Regions from separate parts of the Homo sapiens genome. Here region 2 is linked to region 1. Evidence: chromatin contacts called from ENCODE Hi-C or POLR2A ChIA-PET data. All regions are on one chromosome and are shown on one strand. The core of a region is the stretch at or near the end of the contact, and the rest is flanking DNA. Distances in the headings are between cores, read along the strand shown. Region 1 overlaps TPCN1 (two pore segment channel 1). Region 2 holds the start of PLBD2 (phospholipase B domain containing 2).

Region 1 (3,231 bases), core at 637-3,136:
TTTGCTATTATCGTAAGTTATATGAACATTACCAGAAAAAAAGAAGCCAATAACCCTGCCTAGTCAGACCCTTTAACACCCATCAAGAGCTACCCAAAACAGGTGCAGTGGCTCATGCCTGTAATCCCAGCACTTTGGGAGGCTGAGGCGGGTGGATCACCTGAGGTCAGGAGTTCGAGGCCGGCCTGGCCAACATGGTGAAACCTCGTCTCTACTAAAAATACAAAAATTAGCTGGGTATGGTGGCATGCGCCTGTAGTCCCAGCTACTTGGGAGGCTGAGGCAGGGGAATCACTTGAACCCAGGAGGTGGAGGTTGCAGTGAGCCAAAGTTGTACCACTATACTCCAACCTGGGCCCCGTCTCCAAAAAAATAAACAAAAAGAGCTGCACAGTGGCGTATTGCTACTATACATTTACTTAATTCAGGATTCCCCATACCCTACTTTGTTTTAATTGACAAATAATAATTGTATATGGGGTACAATGTGATATTTTGATATATTTATATGTTATGTAACAACTTTTTTTTTTCTTTTTTTTTGAGACAGAGTCTTGCTCTGTCACCCAGGCTGGAGTGCAGTGGTGCAATCTTGGCTCACTGCAACCTCCGCCTCCTGGGTTCAAGCAATTCTCTTGCCTCAGCCTCCCGGGTAGCTGGAATGACAGGCGTGCACCACCACACCTGGCTAATTTTTGTATTTTTAGTAGAGATGGTGTTTCACCATGTTGCCCAGGCTGGTCTCGAACTCCTGAGCTCAAGTGATCTGCCCACCTCAGCCTCCCAAAGTGCTGGGATTACAGGTGTGAGCCACCATGCTCGGCCCATTCTCACAAACTTATTCTGGGAAAGGCCCTGCCTGCAGTTTGCAGAGTGACTGTGAGTGAGTCACTTCCCTGAAGCTGGATAAACTGCTCGCCCCATTAGCAAAAAATCGAGACAAACCACAGACCCAGCAGCAAACCCGGCAGGGGCAGGCATGTCAAAGGGAGCAAACACCTTGGCAGTCAACAGAAGGTAAGTTGAACACAGTTCTGTGCTCTGTGCAGGGCTGTGGTTTTCACTACCACCTCCATGACCACAGCAGTGGGCAGGGGGCCACACACAGTGGCCTGGGGAGCTTCTGGTTTCAATAACCAAAAAAAAAAATGTATTTCTTGGGCAATTTCTTCCAACAAATAACCAGGAATGAAGGTCTCGCTAGAAGAACCACTGACATGGGGCTCAGATTTTAACTCTAGGACTTGGAGTTGTCCCAGAAGAGATGGGGGTAATGAGGTCTCCACCAACAGATGGAAATATCACCCATGGCACTGGATTCTGATGAAAACCCCAGAGAATATCGGCCCTGTTTCCTGGCTGATCATAAACTAGATTTGGAAAAATAAGGAAGGCCAGTTGTAGCGATTTCTAGGCCTTTGCTCTCCGCTCCCTGGGGTCCAAGTCCACACAGAAATGAGTACTGTTTCAAAGGCGTCAGGACTGCTGAGCACGTGGCTCCAGAGGATGAGTGAGTTAACAGGTAAAATGTGGGAAGAGGGGAAACTGCAGGCACCAGACACCCTCAAAGCAGCGAGGGCCAATTATCCATGCACACCAGCAACCTGGCTCACTGCAGGACCCGCAGCTTGGCTGCAAGCGTGAAAAGGCAGGCCATCTTGAGCCGGGCACAGAGGCTCATGCCTGTAATCCCAGCACTTTGGGAGGCTTAAGCAGGTGGATCACTTGAGGTCATAAATTTGAGACCAACCTGACCAACATGGTGAAACCCCATCTCTACTAAAAATACAAAAATTAGCCTGGTGTGGCGGCAGGTGCCTGTAATTCCAGCTACCTGGGTGGCTGAGGCAGGAGAATCACCTGAACCTGGGAGGAGGTTGCAGCGAGCCAAGGTCGCACCACTATACTCCAGCCCGGGCAACGGAGTGAGAGTCTGTCTCAAGAAAAACAGGCCATCTCATCCTCTAGAAACAGCCGTGAATGACTGTGAAATCCAAGTTTTTCTTTAATTTTTTTAAAAATAATGCATTTTTGGTAAAATAATTTAAACAATATAAATTTGTAAGGTAGTAAAAATTCCATCAGCCAGAGATAATCACCTTTAATATTTAAACAATTTTTGAGATATGTATGGATATCTGTACACATACATACCCACATGCACATGCTGCTGTATGACATCAATTTAAAATGATCATACAACACCAGCTGTTCCATAACTGCTTTTTCCCACAAGTACATGGCCCATTTTCAAGGAGATGCACAAGGTCAGTTCATAAGTGATGCAATAGCACACAGAATAAAAAACATCATCTGGAGGCTAAACAGTTTAAATGTGGAGCTCTGCAACTCCCTAGCTGGGTGGCCTTGGGCATCATTTGGCCCCTCTGAGTCTCAGTTGCCACATCTGTAAAGTGGGAGATGATCACTACAGCCTCAGAGGCTTGTTACAAAGATTAGCAGGTGCCCCCTTAAAGTTCCTATGTTCATTACCAATGTCCTCACCTGCTTAGGAAAGGAAGGAATGATCAGGATCCTTAGGGCTTCAACCATTCTGAGTCTGTGTTCTGACCTATCCCACGCTCTTATCCGGCCTCAGAGAAGGTGATGTGCATAAGATGTCCCTGCTAGATCATTAACAAGTATGCCTGCGCTTGGGACAATTTCCCTAAAACATTCTGTTGCCTTAATTTGAAACAAAACATGATCATTTAGGTGTATATGATGCTGCATGAACATATGAGAAACAGATGATTGAACAACCATCAAACAAATGTCTAAATTTCATTAAATCTTTTTTTTTTTTTTTTTTTAGACAGGGTCTCATTTTGTCACCCAGGCTGAAGTGCAGTGACACAAACACGGCTCACTGGAGCCTCAACTTCCCAGACTCAGGCGATCCCTTCACCTCAGTCTCACAAGTGGCTAGAACTAGAGGGTACACATGCTACGCCTGGCTAATTTTTGTATTTTTACCAGAGATGGGTTCTGCCATGTTGCCCAGGCTTGAATTTCACTAAATCCTTTTTAAATGACAAAACAAATACTTGCAGTGGAGAGCTGCTTCACATAAGAAAGATTAGGGAAAATTATGATTCGAATGCATTTAAGAAAAAGTCTATTTCCTCATCCAAGCTCTTACTCAATGCAAACCAGAAACTGAAATCTGATAGTGACAAGATTGGCAAGATTAAGGTTAAAATGTCACCGCCAGTGGGGCCCTCAGTAAAG
Region 2 (3,405 bases), core at 182-2,681, 95 kb before region 1:
CCCTTTCTGCTGCAGGGGGCAGTGTGGTCTGAGCACAGACCACATCCTGGGCACATCCTAGTGCTAGGGTTCCCTAGCATCATCTGGACACTAGGATATGACGGATGCACCCCGGGTTCCCTAGGATCCCCCAGCACAGCCTGATCCAGCGTCTGGGCCCTGCTGACAAGGCTTTGAAGCTGATCCTTCCCACTCCCACTGACTCTGATTTCTCTTCTATCGCTGTCTGTGTTTCCCACTGAGTAGAGACAGCTGCTCAGCTGTGTCCCTAAGGCCAACCATCAGGGTAATGAATAAATGAATGGGCACAAGCCCTTGTACAGAACTTGCAGCACATGACCACCCAACTAGAGCACATCCTCAAAATCTGGGCCACAGATGGGGAAACGGGAGCCCAGACAGGCGGAGGAGTTAGGTGAGACTCACACATCAGAATGACAGCCTGGGTTCCAGCAATAAAGATGGTGAGCATGGCTGCCAAACACGGCATCCAGCCAAGGACTTCCCCTTGGACCAGGACACAGAAGACAAGGGAGGAGCAGAGCCCTAGCAGGATACTAAATGGGTCTATGTGACTTTAGGGACCCTCTGCTTTTGGACTAGCCTGGAACCCAGGTTCAGTCCTGCTGACCTGGCACTGGAAGGGAGGCAGGGTGCTGGCACCCACGAGCAAGCCACAGCCAAGCAGGTAAGAATTAGTCTCCTGCTGAGTTCTCATCACCCCTCAGGCCTGGGGACAGGGGGCTGGCCTCCATGGGGTGAGGAGGCAAAGTCTAGGGAAGGGAGCAGGTCCCCGTGAGGATAGAATTTACCCACCAGCCATGGACCTGATCCAGATGCAGGCACTGCGGCCTCGGTGGTAGGGAACTGGCTTCTTGGGGACAGAAGTACTGTCACCACTGGCTGAAGGCAAGGGACTGGCCCCATGAGGTGAGGGATGCCGCAGTAGCCAGCTCCCAAACAGGGTACTTGGCCCGCAGGGCGGTGCTGCAGCCTCGGGAGTAGCTGACCCCCAGAGAAACGGGCGTTCCCACCCGGCAAGAGGCCGGTCCCGGGAACAGGCGAGGTCCGGCGCCCACGCATCCCCCTCCCCCGATGGCCCCGCGTGGGGATAAGCCAACCCTTACCCAGTCTCGCGGATGGCGTTGGTGAGGTTGGCCCAGGCCACGGCGTCAGGGTGGCGTCCGTCCACCATAAGCAGCTGGCCCGCCGAGACGTCCAGGAGCACCGAGCGGCTGCGGGAGGCTGGAGGGACCTGCCCATCGCGCGCCCAGCGGCCCCCCGGCGCTGGGATCGCCCCCGCCAGGCCGCTCAGGAACGGCCCGACCAGCAGGGCCAGCACCAGGGCCAGCGCCAGCGCCCGCGTCAGCGCCCGGGCCAGGTGGCTGCCGGGGTAGCAGTACATCTGGCCCACCATGACCGCACAATGCTGCGCCCCGCAGCCCGGGTCACGTGACTGCGCTCTGCCATGGGCGGGGCCGAGGGCGGGCGGGGCCGGGCTTGGGCTGAGCCTTTCCGGGATGGGAGGGGCTGGCGCGAGGGGAGGCCTACGGGGCGGGACCCACCTTAAAGAGCCCGGCCGCCCCTTCCACCTACGCAAACCCGGTTTAGCACACTTCCCCAAGTTTTTTTTTTTTTTTTTTTTTGAGACAAGACAAAACCTCCATATGTCGCCCAGACTGGAGTGCAGTGACGCGATCTCGGCTCATTGCCACCTCCGCCTCCCGGGTTCAAGCGATTCTCCTGCCTCATCCTCCTGAGTAGGTGGGATTACAGGCGCGCACCACCACGCCCAGCTGATTTATGTAATTTCAGTACAGACGGGGTTTCGCCATGTTGGCCAGGCTGGTCTTGAACTCCTGACCTCAGGTGATCCGCCTGCCTCAGCCTCCCAAAGTGCTGGGATTACAGGGGTGAGCCACCGCGCCCGGCCAGATTTATTTAATGGTATTTGCCATTTATTTAATACAGTTATCTAATGCAGTCTTTATTCCAACTTTTCCCATTGTCCCTCAAATACCCTTTTTACATGTGTGTGGGAAAAAGCTGTCTAACTACTACTCAAAACCTAGATGCCGTCGGGCGCGGTGGCTCACGCCTGTAATCCCAACACTCCAGGAGGCCAGGGCGGGCGAGTTCAGGAGTTCAAGACCAGCCTGGGCAACATGGTGAAACCCCCGTCTCTACTAAAAATACAAAAAAGTAGCCGGACGCAGTGAGGCGCGCCTATAGTCCCAGCTACTCGGGAGACTGAGGTAGGAAAATCACCTGAGCCCGGAAGGTCGAGGCTGCAGAGAGTCGAGATTGCACCACTGCACTCCAGCCTGAGCAACCAGAATGAGACCTTGTCTCAAAAGAAAAAAAAAAAAAAAAAAACCTAGATGCAATAAAAGATTAATGCATTTGACTGTATAAATTTTTTAACTTTTTCATGTCAAAAAACTCAATAAGCAAAGTCAAAAGACATCTGACAGACCAGGAGAAACTATTTGCAACATATATCATATATATACATTACATATATATATGTATATATATCTCAACATATATCATATAATATATCAGGAACTCTTAAAATTTGAGAGGGAAGGCCAGGTGAGTGGTTCATGCCTGTAATCACAGCACTTTGGGTGGCCAAGGTGGGAGGAATGCTTGAGCCCAGGAGTTTGAGACCAGCCTAGGAAACCTGGCAAGACTCTGTCTCTATAAAATATAAAAATTAGCTGAGCTTGGTGGTGCACACCTGTAGTCCTGTTGTGGGAAACTGAGGAACGGAGAGACCAATATGAGAGAACAGGAGGATGTTTATTTCAACGTACGCACTGGCTCAGTGGATTCACATCCAAAAAGCTGAGCCTAGAACAAAGATATTGTGGGGTTTTTATAAGCAAGCTTAGAAAGGTAAAACAAAAGTAGTTAATCATATAGTGCATAACTTGTGGCCTTGCATAGCTGGTGGCCTTGTAGCTGCATCAAAAGTAAAACAAGAACTGGCTAAATAGAGAGGTTTGTAAAACATAGTCATGCTTAAGAGACCAAGGAAAGGAATAGCAATAAAATAATTTGTCTTTCTCTCTTTTTTTTCCTTCAACCTTGCTCTGGAGGCGGGCGGTGGGGTGGAGGGCGGGGTCTGGAGCCCAGTCCTCTGGCCTTGGCTTTTCGGACAGCGTTATCTTATAACTGTCCTTGAAGTGAGCTGCTAAGCAGAGGAAAACTTGTTCTTCTTCTTTTTTAACCCTTGCCTTGCCACATTCTGGGCCTTAGCTCTTACTTCTCTTGGAGTGAATATATGTAGTACTTATTATTATTATTATTTTAATTTCTGCCTCAGTCCCAGCTACTGGGAGGCCGAGGGGGGAGGATTGCTTGAGCCTAGGAAGTCGAGGCTACAGTGAGTTGCACTAC

What was found. Hi-C counts contacts between places; a loop is a spot of excess contacts on that map. ChIA-PET counts read pairs that join two places held with the same protein, here RNA polymerase II (POLR2A). Pooled maps may share reads with other maps.
Region 2: a pooled map shows a loop between it and region 1 (3-fold over the local background). The contact joins the promoter of PLBD2 here to the enhancer-like site in region 1. A Hi-C loop is called at or near these places in 7 of 50 pooled maps. POLR2A ChIA-PET finds 5 or more read pairs at or near these places in 4 of 52 experiments (AG04450, CD4-positive, alpha-beta T cell, T-cell and 1 more).

The regions. Positions count from the first base shown.
Region 1 is chr12:113,261,991-113,265,221 of GRCh38, reverse strand. The region is part of intron 3 of TPCN1 (two pore segment channel 1); the gene reads right to left. Among named protein-coding and RNA genes, the nearest start is that of MIR6762, 28 kb to the left of the region's middle. RefSeq lists an enhancer at 3,097-3,231. Within about 2 kb of position 1,886, at least 2 of the 41 ENCODE cell types and tissues checked have a DNase peak (open chromatin) inside an H3K27ac peak, as active enhancers do.
Region 2 is chr12:113,356,613-113,360,017 of GRCh38, reverse strand. PLBD2 (phospholipase B domain containing 2) reads right to left here and starts at 1,431. Exons shown (of 12, transcript NM_173542.4): 1 at 1,128-1,431. The coding sequence starts at 1,417. It overlaps LOC105369989 (a long non-coding RNA gene), which reads left to right and starts at 508. Exons shown (of 3, transcript XR_945346.3): 1 at 508-688. RefSeq lists an enhancer at 173-672 and silencers at 1,008-1,067, 1,118-1,617.